Linked DNA regions of Homo sapiens: all the other regions are linked to region 1. A link is an interaction called in ENCODE POLR2A ChIA-PET data of the cell type or tissue named here. Cell type or tissue: Panc1. All regions are shown on one strand. Each heading gives the region's core, and the rest is flanking DNA. Links, peaks and the distances in the headings are about the cores only.

What was found. ChIA-PET counts read pairs that join two places held together with the same protein. Peaks named below come from ENCODE experiments on the same cell type or tissue, not always from the same donor. Only the 100,000 strongest peaks of a DNase experiment are listed, where the experiment ranks them.
Region 2: POLR2A ChIA-PET joins it to region 1 with 6 read pairs; 4 of 35 experiments call an interaction of 5 or more read pairs at or near these places.
Region 3: POLR2A ChIA-PET joins it to region 1 with 13 read pairs; 1 of 35 experiments calls an interaction of 5 or more read pairs at or near these places.

Annotation. Positions count from the first base shown.
Region 1 is chr9:37,281,210-37,286,663 of GRCh38, reverse strand. The region is part of intron 2 of ZCCHC7 (zinc finger CCHC-type containing 7); the gene reads right to left. Among named protein-coding and RNA genes, the nearest start is that of LINC01627, 110 kb to the left of the region's middle. In Panc1, for the core only: no CTCF peak of the experiment used is centred there; a DNase peak (open chromatin) is centred at 2,760; H3K27ac peaks cover 1,784 bases.
Region 2 is chr9:37,164,347-37,169,800 of GRCh38, reverse strand. All of the region lies in intron 2 of ZCCHC7 (zinc finger CCHC-type containing 7), which reads right to left. LOC105376033 (a long non-coding RNA gene) reads right to left here. Exons shown (of 2, transcript XR_001746665.2): 1 at 3,866-5,454. Among named protein-coding and RNA genes, the nearest start is that of ZCCHC7, 46 kb to the right of the region's middle. In Panc1, for the core only: no CTCF peak of the experiment used is centred there; no DNase peak of the experiment used is centred there.
Region 3 is chr9:37,469,283-37,474,736 of GRCh38, reverse strand. No RefSeq gene overlaps it. Among named protein-coding and RNA genes, the nearest start is that of ZBTB5, 6.6 kb to the right of the region's middle. RefSeq lists an enhancer at 4,981-5,454. In Panc1, for the core only: no CTCF peak of the experiment used is centred there; a DNase peak (open chromatin) is centred at 2,196; H3K4me3 peaks cover 1,360 bases; H3K27ac peaks cover 4,911 bases.

The sequences.
Region 1 (5,454 bases), core at 198-5,197:
TCTTTCTTTTTTTTTGAGACAGGGTCTCACTCATTTGCCTAGGCTGGAGTGTAGTGGTGTGATCTTGGCTCACTGCAGCCTCAGACTCCCGGACTCAAGCAAATTCTTGTGCCTTGGCCTCCCGAGTAGCTGAGAATTCAAGCACACCTAGCTAATTTTTGTGTTTTTAGTAGAGATGGGGTTCCACCATGTTGCCCAGGCTGGTCTCAAGCTCCTGATTTCAAGTGATCCACCCTGGCCTCCCAAAGTGCTGGAATTATAGGCATAAGCCACTATGCCCAGCCTGTATTTCTAATTTAACTCTCATAACAATCTTATAAAGGTAGGTATTACAATTTTATTTCACAGATGAGAACAGGTGAGGTTTATGAATTCATAAAAATATGAATAATAATTGATTTAATACCAAAAATCTTCTCAGTGGCAGACTAGAGGGCTCAAACCCATGTTTACATCCAAACCATGCTCTTAACCAATATGCTATATAATCTCCCTAAATTATTTTATTAATAGTGTTCTGACTTTCTCTAATAATAAAATTACTGGTACTCATTTCAACAATTTCATTTCATCATGTACCACATGACAATTACTAATGGGAAAACATGTTTAAAATTGCATCTTTCTACTTTTAACATAGGACTATATTCTGATATGGATATGAATGATGGTATCTGAAGTTATACTAGTCTTCTATGTAGAGAGAAACTTGACTGAGATTTTACAAAAATAATGCCCCAAGTTTCTACTTGTGGTTAACTTTTATTATATAATTACACCAGGATGTAAGGAGACAGGAACCAGTTCCATCTTCCTCTCTGTTGTATCTCTATCACCTGTGTGGTGTTTGTCACATAGTAAGTGCTCAAAAAATACTGCTTAATGAATAAATTTTGAAGAAACAAGTGATTTTCCTAAACATATGCCAATTTAAAAAAATCTTTAATAGTCAATTGTCATCTGTCTGAGTCACTGGTTAACTCTTCTATTTATATAAGCAGCAACTAGTAAGTATTGATTGATTTATAGCTTGATCAACTAGCAGGATAAATATAAATTTGATTTTTTCAAAATTATATTCCAAAACAACAATATAGCCTATTATAGGCCAAATGGAATACTTAGACCCATTCCCCAAAAGCCTGCTCCTAAGGTGTGTTGCTAGCAACCTATTTACAGTACAACCAATATAGAAAAATAAGAGACGAAGAAGAATAGAACAAAAGACAAGAAAATGTCAGGAAATGGTAGAAGAAAATGAGAAAGAGAAATAATTTCGAAAATACCATCTCAAGATAAAAGAGAGGCAGTTTATAAAGAAACACCAGGTATGAATAAAAACCTAGGTTCTTCCAAGACATATTGAGTAATTATGTATTAAACATTTTCTCTTTCTCTCAGCTTCAATTTCTCATTTGTGAACATAAATATAGCCCTACATCATCTCTAAGATAAATTTTTCCATAGAAACCAACTCAAATGGCATCTGCTTCCTCAAACTTCTCAAACAAAAATCCAAGCGCTGGATATCTGGACAATTTTCTCTATTAATTCTATTGTCTTTCAAAACATCAAAATCTCTATATAAATAAATGAAACGCTCCCCTCCAATCTCCTTAAGCCACCCATGCTAGAAAGAATGAAACACTTAAGAAACTTTTTATAACAAAACTTCTAATAAAAAAGGAAATTAAAAAAATTAAAGCCTAAATTTGTACATAGAAATATGAATCAGCAACATATGTGAAACATTTGTTAGAAATGTAAATAGTTCATGCCTCCTGGGAATACATACTAACCTACACTCCAGAAACAGACTGACTATTTATAATCCCAATGCAGTATGCACTATTGAGGCCTACAGGGAAGGTTTAAAGCTGGATTTTTCAACAAGGCTCACAAGTCCTGAGGTTAAATACACATGAATTACGGATGTTTAATCCAACTTAAGATACCATCTTTTCATATTTAAAGCAGTTTCCCTTATACAGAAAAAATACAAAATACATGAGCTGGTCCTAACAGAAGCTCCTGCAGAGGTAATATAAAAATCCATTTTTTTTTTAACCATTTAAACTCACACCGTGCTGACTTTCATTTCCAATACATATAATATGTCCTGATAAAAACCAGGATACTTTTATGGAGCAAAAAAGCTGTAAAAACAAGAAAAACCTTCATATTTGTTACATATTTAAAAAAATTTAACAAACACTATTGATCAAATGTAATTAGGACTGGCTACATAAAATGCAAAAAAGGTATTTTTTTGTGTGTATAAACACACATAAATATGTATATACACAGAGAAATAAAACAGTTAAACAGTTTCTACCTGTTTTTGTGTACTTCCTTTTCAGATATTGTTCGCTTAGAGTCTTGGCCTCTGTTACTGTCTAACTTGAATTCACAAAACTCAATGGCTCATGGTTTTCAAAGCTTAGGCCAACGTTTGCAGAACAAAGTCGCTTTCTCTCTCTCTCTCTTTTTTTTTGGTGGGTACAAGTATGGGGACCACAGGAACAGTTAAATTCATGGCATGGCTGGTCTACCACACAGTCGGGGGAATTCTTTAAATAGAGCCTGTCACTCTCTTGGCCCATCAATGGGATTTCCTTCTCGAACTGCTGATTCGTTCAGGTACACAACAGAGGAAATTTCAGTTAACCTTTGTTTCACCCCAGGGAAAAATCTGTCTGAAAGTATAAAATGAATAGATTAAAAAAAAAAAATAAGCAGCTCAGCCACAGGGCCATTCTCTGAGTGTTCACAGCAGCTTAAGTTAAACAGTAAAAAGGGCAGTGGAATGTTTCATTCCCAATGGAAAATTCAAGCACAATATAGAACTTGGGAATCTAGTTAGTCAGAGTTTATTTTGATGACTAAACCAAACCAACTGTCCTTTCTGTTTTAATAAACTGGAAAATTTCCCTTCTGATAATTTTATAAGAGTCAGAATTGTTTTTCTCTTATATCACCATTATTACTATGATCTAACTGAGGTGCCTATAACAAAACTGCATACTAATTCTTCTCCCCAAAAAAGTGACTCTTAGAAATATTTTCAAATAAAAGTATATTATTAAAGTCATAATAGGAAAACAGGAAAAAGAGGGGTCAAATAAATTAGAGCCCTGTGAAATTCTCCCCTATTATTCTTTTCAAAATAGAAAATTCAAGTAAGAAAGGACAAAAGGAGGAGCCCACTTTTCCATTTTAAAGTTTTCTGTTTTCAAACAATAGGAGTACTTGAAGAGGCTATAGTTAGATGTAGATATGTAAAATCTTGGGGTATGGAGCAAAAATACAGAAAGTTTAATTTACAATTTGTTTTCTCCTGAAACTATGGGAACTTAGATTATATACATTTTTCTACAACAATGAACATAAATTTTAGGATGTGCTGGATAGACATTGACTACCTATCTTTATTTCTCCCAAATTATGTCTGAACTCCATGAAAGAGAAAAGTATTGTGCTGTCAATATTTTTCATACATATTATCCCATTACTATTCTTATCTACTGACTGCAAGCAACTACGCCAACTCAATATAATATCAAGAGCACACACGGGTATAAAAACAACAGAAAAGAAAACAATTGAATTTAATACCATCCTAAGTCTCAACCCAAGAGGAACTATTAGTAGTAGCATGATTGAGTTGCTTCAACACCTTTCTCCCCATCCCACCCCACCCCACATCTCCATCTGGCATTCTACTAATTTGGAGGCTACTCTTGCCTCTGGAACAAATGCCATTTTCATTAAAAAAAAAAAAAAAAAAAAAAGATTCAGGTCTTCTTGACTCTTTTCTTACCCCCTCACTCCCCCCGCCTTTTTTTTAAGCCAGAGCCAGGCTGGAGTGCAGTGGCAAAAACATGGCTCACTGATGCTTCCATGTAGCTGGGGCCACAGGAGCACACAATCACACCCTGCTGATTTTTAAATTTTTTTTGTAAAGATGGGATCTCATTTTGTTGCCCAGGCTGGTCTTGAACTCCTGGGCTCAGGTGATCCTCCTGTCTTGTTTAAACTTTTTTTTTTTTTTTTTTTTTTGAGACAGAGTCTCACTCTGTCTCCCAGGCTGGAATGCAGTGGCAGGATCTTGGCTCACTGCAAGCTCTGCCTCCCAGGTTCATGCCATTTTCCTGCCCCAGCCTCCTGAGTAGCTGGGACTACAGGCACCCACCACCACGCCTGGCTAATTTTTGTGTATTTTTAGTAGAGACGGGGTTTCACTGTGTTAGCCAGGATGGTCTTGATCTCCTTGACCTAGTGATCCGCCTGTCTCGGCCTCCCAAAGTGCTGGGATTACAGGCGTGAGCCACCATGCCCGGCCTTGTTTAAACTTTTAAAAAATCATGGTGAAATATAGAAAACATAATATTTACCATCTTTACCATTCTTAAGTGTACAGTTCAGTGGTATTAAGTACATTCAAATTGTTTTGCAGCCATCACCAGAATTATTTTCATCTGGCAAAACTGAAACTATTAAACAAGTTAATATTTTATTTTTGATAGAAAACATGGAGGGTACATTCTTACTCTACTGACATGGCCTCAAAATCCTGAGACTGGAGCTGATTCTGAAGAAAATGAAAAGCTTATTGCTCAGCTCTCAAAAGGTTTAAGATAGAAGAGAATTAAAAATTGTAAGGAAGTCTGAACTCTGGGACCTTAGGAACCATACGTGGGAGCAGGAATAAAGTGCATGTCTTTATTAAGAAGAAGAATTTAAATGCAGAATATTAACGAGTATTTAGCTGTATTTGCATATTGTAAAAACCAAAGGAGGTCATAATTCAGCTGTTTTATGATAGAGTTCTCAAAAATCCTTAGCCTAGGAAATAAAACCTGCCAGGTAAGTAGGTTGGTTACAGGTGGGGAAGCCATTATTAATGTGTATATGCTGAAGTTAATGTTTACAGACAAGCTTAAGCATTTCCTTCCCTTAGCAACTGCTAGTCCTGAAAAGCATTCCTGTAATACAAAACGCCATACCAAACAGTGTAAGTGCATCTCTCAAAATGAGATTCAAAATGAGATTGATATAGTACAATCACATGTGATAAAATATGTATTTATAGAGACTTGAGGAATATTTTCTTAGTTTATTTTCTGAGAATCTGTTTTGTGTACCAGCTTGACACTATATACGAAGTGGAGACTCATATATGCTATATTTAAAGAAGTTGCACATAAAGAGTTTATAATTCATCTTTTCCTAAATATGGGAGAAAAACTCAAGAGGAAAACACACACAAAACTGAGAGAATTTCACCTCTATGTCACAATCTCTTCTATTTGTGTATTTTTCTCTCTTTTTAATAAAAGAATATTAGAGGGCAGGTGTGGTGGCTCATGCCTGTAATCCCAGCACTGTGGGAGGCCGAGGCAGGAGGATCACTTGAGCCCAGGAGTTTGAGACCAGCCTGGGCAATATAGGGAG
Region 2 (5,454 bases), core at 89-5,088, 120 kb after region 1:
CATAAGTTGCCAGAGCCAGCCAAAAAATTTTCAAAAGGAACATAGCAATAATTAAAATCAATGAGAAACTGCATTCAGAATTTAGAAATTTTCTTTATAGTCTACTTTGTGTCCAAAGGAATGCTAGTATATACACACAACAAAAACCCCATGTTATAAAAGTAATTAAAAGATAATAAAGAAAATAGCAAATTTATCTTAAAAAATTTCTGAAGACTATTAAATTCTAAAACCAGCAATGTTGGGTTACCAGGGGAATTAGACTTAAGATAAAGTATCCATAGTGAAATTCCCACTGGAGCTACATTTAGGTCAGAGAAGCTGGCGCACGTCTAGTTTGCAAAAGAAAAAAAAATCTCACAAAGTCTTCCAAACATCTCAAGGATGACATCTCACCTCTAGCGGGTAGGCCCCCAAGTGAAAAGTATGGTCCCATTCTATTAACAACATATTTGTGGATTTTTAGAACGAGCTTATGCCAGAGTACCAGAATTTCAGTCAACAAATAGCTGCCTTCCTGACATCAATGGAATGCTTCCCTTGAACTGACATCAAATCTCAAAAGAGGTTAAGAAAGATTATATCCTAGTAGACCCAGAAATTTTAAAATGTACCATAGGCAGTATCCTGACTATGACCCCTGTATTTTGTTTCTTCATAAATAGAGAAACTTAAAATTGGGCATTCCAGTTCATTTACTGGGAAGGTTAAGATTATTGCTTAACACAATATCAGTAACAATTTGTCAGGAGATCTTTCAACAGTTCAAAGAATTGCTACACAAACGGCAGAGAATTAGAATGTCTCGGGATGTAGGAAGGGTCCTGGAACTTTTAAAATTAAATTATTAATTAGACTTAAGATAAAGTATTGCTTATCTAATGCACTGGTTTCTGTCATTACGGCTGTGACTCTGTCTCCCCTACTAGAATGTGGGCTCCTGAGGGCGGGTCCCTGTCAGATTTGGCTGTGTCCCTCCAGCATCTGGCCCAAGGCTGGGTATTTGATAAACCTCAGTAGATGCTAATTTTCTACTCCTCAAATATGTACTGGGTACTTTGTTTTTGTAGAGATGGGGTCTTGTTATGTTGCTAGGGCTAGTCTTGAACTCCTGGGCTCAAGCAATCCTCCTGCCTCGGCTCTCAAAAGCACTGGGATTACAGGCATGAGCCAGCACGCCTGGCCTGGGTACTTTGTTTACATAATTTAATTTTAGTAGGCGTTATGGAGGAAATACCGAATATGCCAAAATATGAGATCGTAAATGTAAAGTGAATTCTTATCTTCCCAATAAGCAGTTTTAAAACTATGCTTTTTTTGTTTTGTTTTTATAACCTTTTTGACATATAAATACATAAACCTTTAGAGGGATAGGTGAAACAGTCTAATGTGCTCTAAAGCATTAAGTCAAACCTCAAATTATTACACAGAAATCAAGAGTGAGTAGCAGACTTCCACTTCCAACTCAGATAAATTAACAGGGATCAGATTTCCCGTCCCACCTGAAACCATCAAAAAATAAACAAAAAATAGACAAAACACATGAAAAAGCGTTTAAAACACGAGACATTAAGAAACAGGACAATAATCCATGAAAGACATCTAGGTGAATTCTAGCACTGCCCAAAGTTTATTGCCTTCAGATTTTCCAGGCCCCAGAACAGACAGCAAGAACCCAGGTAGACTCTTGACAAACTCCTGGAGTTTAGCAGAAAGGGATGAGAACCCAGGAAGACTAAAGACAAATAAATTTGAAAGATCTAGTAATAAAGGAGAGAATGCTACACAGAGAAATACTCCCACAGATCTCCAAAGGAGAATATTTCTGAATATTCGGCAAAGTGTTCAAAATGTGTAAAGAAAACATGTGAGGCTGGGGAAAGAATCACCCAAAAGGATTACAGAGAATAGTACCAGGCATTCACACAGGGATGGGAATAGTGTCTATTTCCACCAGTGAGACTGCAAAATCTCATCAATTTACATGATGTTGCATAGAGCAGTAAGAAGGGTTGTGTAGTAGGATTAGTTAGCCCCAAACATTCTTGTTTCCACCTAGCAAATCTTAAACGCAAGGCCCAAAAGGATTAAGCCATTTCTTGGTAATTTAATTTTATCCTAGAACAAAGGTCAAGAATATTAGTAGGAATATAAAAATAACCAGCATAAAACAAGTTAAAATTAATGTCTGGCTTCTAATCAAAGATTCCAAGGCATGCAAAAAAGCAGGAAAGTATGACTCATTGTAAGGAGAAAAATCAATTAATACTAACCCAGACTTGAAAAAGATGTTAAAATTAGGGGACAAGAACATTAAAACCATTGTTACAACTATATTCCTTACATTCAAATAGTACAGACATGGAAGATATTAGAAAGACCAAAATAAAACTTTAGAGATGAAAGTTACAATATTTGGCCAGGCATGGTGGCTCATGCCTATAATCCCAGCACATATGGAAGCTGAGGCCAGGAGTTCAAGACCAGCCTGGAAACAAAGCAAGATCCCATCTCTAAAAGGAAAAAAGAAAAAAAAAAAAAGGAAAGCTACAATATCTGGTATTAAAAACACATTGGACAGAATAGACACTGCAGAAGAAAAAAATGACCTTGAAGACAAAACAAGGAACTATCTATAATAAAACAGAGAGAAAAAAGTAAAAAATAACCCATAAAAAGCATCACTGATATGTGAGACAACTTCAAGCAGCCTAGTACACATATAATTCCAATCTCCAAAGAGGGCCAAAAAACTGAAAGAAATTTTTTGAAATTTTCCAAAATCTGACCTTTAAATGGCATTCTTACGCAGGATATTTATCAAGAGAGCCATATTCTGGGCTATAAAATACATTTCAACAAACTTAAAAGGATTGAAGTTTTACAAAGTATTTTATTTGAACACAATACATTAAATTAGAAATTAACCACAGAAAGATCTCTGGACAATCCCAAATTACGTACAGAAATTAAATAACACACTTCTAAATAACCCCTGGGTCAAAGGAGAAATCACAAAGGAAATCAGAACGTATTTTGAACAAAGAGAAAATAAAGACACAACATAGCAAAATTTGTGGGATGCCCTAAAGAAGTACTTAGTGGGAAATTGATAGCACTAAAAGAATGATCTCAAATCAACAACCTGAGCTTCCACCTTAAGAAAACAGAAAAATAAGAGCAAATAAAATCCACTGTAAACATTAAAAAGAATGTAATTTTTAAAAAGTTAAAAATAAAAAAAGTTTAAAAAGTTAAAAAAAAATAGAGAAAAATCAGTGAAACCAAAAGTTGGTTCCTTGAGAAAGTCATTAAAATTTACTAATCTCAAGACAGACATACCAGGAAAAAAAATGAGAAAAGTGGTATCACTAGAGATTCTACACATATTATTATTAGTTTTTGAGATGGAGTCTTGCTCTGTCACCCAGGCTGGAGTGCAGTGGCGCGATCTCGGCTCACTGCAAACCTCTGCCTGCCAGGTTCAAGCAATTCTCCTGCCTCAGCCTCCCGAGTACCTGGGACTACAGGTGTGCACCACCCTGCCTGGCTAATTTTTTGTATTTTTAGTAGAGACGGGGTTTCACCATGCTGGCCAGGCTGGTCTCGAACTCCTGACCTCGTGATCCGCCCACCTCAGCCTCCCAAAGTGCTGGGATTACAGGCGTGAGCCACCCCACCCAGCCGAGATTCTACACATAACTGAGGGAATATTATAAACAGCTTTGTGCCAATAAAATCAGCAACTTAGATGAGATTTTTCTTAAGTCCTCCAAACACATGAACCAGTGAAGCTTTCTGAAGAAACTGATAGCCTGATTAGCTATGTCTATTTAAAAAATTAAATTTGCAATTATAAACTCACCTGCATAACATTCCTAAAGGTGATGTTAACATTGTTCTCAGTTGGCCGAAGACTAATTTGATGAATCTGAATTTTCCAAAACAGATGATTCTGATGAGTCAGATGATTCTGATGTTAGTTCTGTTTAGAAATAACTCCAAGAACAGTTTTTATATTTTATTTTCACACTGAAAATCAGATTTGCTTCAGCCTCAAAGAGTGTGTTTATGTGAAATTACATGAGAACTGGCAGCAAGCTGCAGCTTTTTTTCTAAATGCAAAAAGGGTTAAAAAAATAATATTGCATGACCAAAATGTGATTTAACCCAGAAATACAAGACCACTTTAATATTTGAAAATTCAAGTCATGTAATTCACTATATTAAAATTGTGTGATTATCTCGATCAGACCCACAAAAAGCATTTGACAAAATCCAACATCTACTCCTGGTAAAAACAGCAAACCAAAGAAAATTTCCTCAAACCAATAAAGGGTATCTACAAAAAACCTACAGCTAATATTTACATAATAATGAAAGACTGTATACTTTCCCTCAAAAACAGGAACAAGACAAGGATGTTCACTCTCGCCCTATACTTAAGGTTCCCTTCCATCCAATATGGCAAGAAAAAAAAAACAAAAAAGTCATCTGCATTGGAAAGAAGTAAAACTGCCTTTTTTATTCCCAGGTGATAAGTTCCACAACTTAAAAATCCAAAAGAATCTACCAAAAAAGAAAAAAAATTCTAGAACTAGTAAGTGATTTCAGCAAAGTTATAGGAATCAAGATCAATATATACCAGTAATACTGGAAACTGTAATTTTAAACTGGTATCATTTCACAATAGCATCAAAAAATATAAAACACTCAGGGATAAATTTGACAGAAGATTTATAAACTAAAGTTATATTGTTGACAGAAATAAAAGAAGACCTAAATAGACAGATATACCGTGTTCACGATCTGGAATACTAAATATTTTTAATATGTCAATTCTCAATGGATATACAGATTGAACACAATCCCAATTCACCCCCCACCACACTTTCTGGAAGAAACGGACTACACTTAAAATCTATACAGAAATGCATCTGGGTGCAGTGGCTCATGACTGTAATGTCAACACTTTGGAAGGCCAAGGCAAGTAGATCTCTTGAACCCAGGAGTTTGGGACCAGCCTGGACCACAGAGTGAATAAATACCTAAAAAAAACTTAGATGTGATGGTGAATGCCTATAGTTTGACCTACACAAGAGTCTGAGGTAAGAGAATCAAGTAAGCCCAGGTCAAGGCTGCAGTAAGCCATGATCATGCCAATGTACTCCAGCCTGGGCAATAGAGGGAGACCCTGTTTCTTTTCTTCTTTTCTTTTCTTTCTCTTCTCTCTTTTCTTTTCTTTCTCTCCTTTCCCTCCCTCCCTTCCTTCTGAGACAGAGTCTATCTATCTTGTCTGTCTATCTATCTATCTATCTATCTATCTATCTATCTATCTATCTATCTATCTATCTATCTAAGACAGTCTCACTCCGTCACCCCGGCTGGAGTGCAGTGGTGTGATCTCGGCTCACTGCAACTTCCGCCTCCTGGGTTCAAGTGATTCTTGTGCCT
Region 3 (5,454 bases), core at 89-5,088, 190 kb before region 1:
TCTTTATATTTAAAACAGGTTTTCTATGCACTGCATATAGTTGGGTCTTTTTTTTAATTCAGTCTAACAATCACTGCCTTTTAATTGAAGCTTTTAGAGCATTTACATTTAGTGTAATTATCAACATTGTTGGGTTTAAATCTACCATTCAGTTACTGTTTTCTATTTGTGCCATTCCTTTTTTATTCCTTTTTCCTGCATTCTTTTGGATTATTAGAATTTTTTTAGTATTTATTTTATTTCCACTATTGGTTATTAGATATACCTCTTTAGTGTTTTCGGTGGTTGATCTAGAGAAGGGGGTGGCAAATATGACTGTCTTAGTCGGCTTGGGTTGCTATAACAAAATACCACAGAGTGAGTGACTTAAACAACAGACCTTTATTTTTCACAGTTCTTGAGGCTCTAATATCCAAGATCAAGGCGCCAGCAGATTCAGTTCCTGGTGAGGGCCCCCTTTCTGCCTTGTAGACAGCCACCTTCTTGCTGTATCCTCACACGACGGAGAGAGAAGCTCTAGTGTCTCTTTCTCTTATTTATTTATTTATTTATTTATTTATTTATTTATTTATTTTGAGGCAGATTCTTGCTCTGTTGCCCAGGCTGGAGTGCAGTGGTGCTATCTCGGCTCACTGCAACCTCCGCATGCTGGGTTCAAGCGATTCTCTTGCCTCAGCCTCCTGAGTAGCTGGGATTACAGGTGTGCACCACCACACCTGGCTAATTTTTGGGTTTTTAGCAGAGATGGAGTTTCACCATGTTGGTCAGGCTGGTCTTAAACTCCTGACCTCATGATCTGCCTGCCTCAGCCTCCCAAAGTGCTGGGATTACAGGTGTGAGGCACCACTCCATCTTCCTCTTCTTTTACAGCCACCAATCCCATCCTGGGTGCTCTACCCTCAAGATCTCATTTAAAGCTAATTACCTCCCAAAGGTCCCACCTCCTAATACCATCACACTGGGGGTTAGGGCTGCAACACATCAATCCAGGTGGAGGAGACACAAACATTCAGTTTGTAACAATGTCCCAATGGCTAAATTTGGCCTATTTTTATATAATCCTTGGGCTAAGAATGTTTATACATTTCTTAAGAGTTGCAAAAACAAAACAAAACAAAAACAAAAGGAGGAAGAAAAATATGTGATGAATATGCAACAGAGACCACTTGCAGTTTGCAAAGCCCAAAATATTTACTGTCTGTCCCTTTATAGAAAATATTTGCTGACCCCTGCTCTAGGGTTTATAACATGCATCTTTGGCCAGGCATGGTGGCTCATGCCTGCAATCCCAGCACTTTGGGAGGCCGAGGTGGGTGGATCATCTGAGGTCAGGAGTTTGAGACCAGCCTGACCAACGTGGTGAAACCCCATCTCTACTAAAAATACAAAATTAGCTGGGCATGGTGGCACACACCTGTAATCCCAGCTACTAGGGAGGCTGAGGCAGGAGAATCGCTTGAACCTGGGAGGCGGAGGTGCAGTGAGCCGAGATTGAGCCATTGCACTCCAGCCTGGGCAACAAGAGTGAAACTCCATCTCAAAAAAAAAAAAAAGAAAAAAAATGCATCTTTAAAATATCCGTGTACATAGAGATAATATTACACCATTTCACATACAATGTAAAAGCCTTTCTTTTTTTTTTTGTTTTTGAGACGGAGTCTCGCCCTGTTGCCCAGACTGGGGTGCAGTGGCACAATCTCGGCTCACACAGCCTCTGCCTCCCAGGTTCAAGTGATTCTCCTGCCTCAGCTTCCTGAGTAGCTGGGACTACAGGTGCCTGCCACCACTCCTGGCTAATTTTTTTGTATTTTTAGTAGAGACGGGGTTTCGCCACATTCACCAGGCTGGTCTCGAACTCCTGACCTTGTGATCCGCCCACCTCAGCCTCCCAAAGGGCTGGGATTACAGGCGTGAGTCACCGTGCCCGGCCAAAAGCCTTTCTTTTAAAGAAATTGAAAAACAAACAAAATCTTATTTTTATTATTCAGCTTTAGTCAGAATTTGAATGTTTCCCATCTCTGTGTGATTTTTCAGAATTGTTCTTTGCCTGGCCTATTTTAGAGTTTCATCTTACTCATACACAGTTTGGTAATCACTAACAGACTGTGGAAGATTCCTAGGAAGAATTTCTGGAAGGCTTTTTATGCCTAGGTGCCTCTTCTCCAGTAATTTACCCTGCAAATTCCTGCTGACTCACTCTCTTGGAATTCCAATCTCTCTCCTCAAATCAGTGGGAGACTACCATGCTCTGTTTGAACTCTCCTTCCTGTTTCGTTGTCCAGAAAGTGTCTCCGGGAAGAAAACTGGAGCAATTGTAAGGCTCCCTTGCTTTTGTTCCCCCCTCTCTCAGGAATCACTGTTTTGTGCTGCCTACTGTCCAATGTCTAAAAACATTATTTCACCTTTTTTTTTTCTAGTTTTCTAGGTGTTTACTCACGGAGGACAAGTACGGGAGCAGTTAGTTACTCTGTTATAGCAAAAGTGAAAGTCTCCTCATTCTTTTTTTTTTTTTCTTTCCTCAATTTTTTTTTTTTCTTTTTGAGACAGGATCTCACTTTGTCGCCCAGGCTGGAGTGCAGTGGCATGATCATGGCTCACTGCGAGTGCAGTGGCATGATCATGGCTCACTGCACCCTTGATGTCCCAGGCTCAAGTGATCCTTGCACCCAGGCTCCCAAGTAGCTTGGACTACAGGTGCACGCCACCAAACCTGGCTAATTTCTGTATTTTTTGCAGAGATGGGGCCTCCCTATGTTGCCCAGGGTGGTCTTGAACACTTGGACTCCAGTGATCCTTCTGCCTTGGCCTCCAAAAGTGCTGGAATTACAGGCATGAGCCACTGCGCCCAGCCTCCCTCAATATTTTGTTTAACAACTTCATAGATTCAATTGTATGGATGTACTCTAATTTATTTAGTTAGTCCTCACTGATGAATTGTTTGTTTTGGATTGTTTTTTAATACAAATAATGCTGCAATAAATAACTGTGCATATGTGATTTTATACTTGTGTATATGTGTGGGATAAAATTCTAAAAGTGTGATCTCACTGAGTAAGAGATTATTTGTAGATGAATTTTTGCCAACTTAAGATTCAATGATTGGAGCCCTACAGATTAACTGAAAAAAGACAGATTGACAGAAGAAAAGACAAGTTTATTCATGTATGTGGAAGTGTACAGAAAAAGTGACACTCCCTACAGTTAGAGTTAAGGATTTATGTATCATCTTAATAAGGAGAGACAGGACCTTCAAGGAAGAGAGTTCGGACTTCAAGGGAAAGCAAATGGTGAGAAACTAGTGAGAAACAAGTGAAAGCAAAGAAGTGGAAGGTACAGACAATTCTGATAACCTTTTGTTTATGTAATTTCTCATCCAGGTGCAAATGAGCTATCTCCTTTCTGGTTGTAAACCACCTGGAAAGGGGATTTGTGATGGTTGTATTTTCAGGAAGCTTTGGATAAATCAAGGAAAGAAGCTTAGATAAGATTTTTTCTTTATGGCTGCTGTTTGTTAGATGTTTTCAGCTTAAAATAATCTCCATAGCACATCAGTAGTTCTGAGTGGATTCCATTAGTAGATACTGCCAAATTGACTTCTGTAGAATCTGTACCAATTTCTACTCCCACTAGCTGTGAATAAGAATGGCTGCTTATACCTAAACCCTTGCAAACATGGCATGTTATAAAATAGTTTGATTTTTTTCTGATCCAGATAGTTGAATAATGATATCTCATTGTATTATATTTAGTATTTCTTTTGTATGAGGTAGAATGAGAATCTTTTCATGTTTATCAGCCATTTTCTTTTTCCTTTTTCTTTTTTTTTTTTAAGACGGAGTCTTGCTCTGTCACCCAGGCTGGTGTGCAGTGGCGCCATCTGGGCTCACCACAACCTCTGCCTCTGGGGTTCAAGCGATTCTCCTGCCTCAGCCTCCTGAGTAGCTGGGATTACAGGCACGTGCCACCACGCCTGGCTAATTTTTCCATTTTTAGTCGAGATGAGGTTTCACCATGTGTGTCAGGCTGGTCTCGAACTCCTGACCTCATGATCCGCCAGCCTCGGCCTCCTAAAGTGCTGGGATTACAGGCGTCAGCCATTTTTATGTCTTGTTCTATGAATTCTCTATTTGTGTCCTTTGCTTATTTTTACAGTTGGTTATTGGTCTTAATGAGATACAGGAACTCTTTATATGTTAAGGAACCTAGCCTTTTAAATCTATGTTATGGCCGGGCACATTGGCTCATGCCTGTGATCCTAGCACTTTGGGAGGCTGAGGCAGGAAGACTGCTTGAGGTCAGGAATTTGAGACCATCCTGGGCAACACAGTGAGACCCCATCTCTACAAAAAATAAAAACTTGCCAGGCATGATGGCACATGCCTGTAATCCCAACTACTAGGGAGGCTGAGGCAGGAGGATTGCTTGAGCCCAGAAGGTTCAGGCTGTAGTGAGTTGATCATGCCACCGTACTCCAGCTTGGATGACAGAGTGAGACTCTTGTCTCTAAAAATTTTTTTTAAAATCTATGTTATGTGTTGCAAATGGTTTTCTCTATTCTTTGTCTTTCAATTATGGAATTTTTTGCACAATAGAAAAATGTAAATTATTATTTAGCTTCATTTATCAGACTTACTCTCTACCGCTCAGGCTTTGTATTTTGTTTAAAAAGGTCTACTTTACTTCAAGATTATAAAATATATTGTTTGGCCAAGTGCAGTGGCTCACGCCTGTAATCCCAGCTCTTTGGGAGGCCAAGGTGGGCAGATCACCTGAGGTCAGGAGTTCAAGACTAGCCTGGTCAAAATAGCAAAACCCCATCTCTACGAAAAAATACAAAAATTATCCGGACACGGTGGTATGAGCCTGTAGTTCCAGCTCCTTGGGAGGTTGAGGCAGGAAAATTCCTTGAACCTGGGAGGTGGAGGTTGCAGTGAGCTGAGATCGTGCCACTGCCCTAGCCTGGGCGACAGAGCAAGACTCTATCTTAAAAAAAAAAAAAAAAATTCTTTCCAGGTTTTCTTCTTTTGCTATTATAGTTTGGCTTAAAAATATTATATTTGATTAAATTGATATTAAATTTGTTGTAAAAAGTCAGGTATTACCACTTGAAGGTAGTTGTCCATGTTCTCTGGCATTTTGAAGAATTGGACAAAACACACAAACAAAGCAAGGAAGTGAAAGCAGAAATTTATTTATTTATCTATTTATCGAGACGGAGTTTTGCTCTTGTTGCCCAACCTGTAGCACCATGGCGCGATCTTGGCTCACCGCAGCCTCCGCCTCCTGGGTTCAAGCGATTCTCCTGCCTCAGCCTCCCGAGTAGCTGGGATCACAGGTGTGTGCCACCATGCCTGGCTAATTTTTGTTTTGTTTTGTTTTGAGACAGAGTCTCGCACTGTCACCCAGGCTGGAGTGCAGTGGCTCGATCTCGGCTCACTGCAAGCTCCGCTTTCT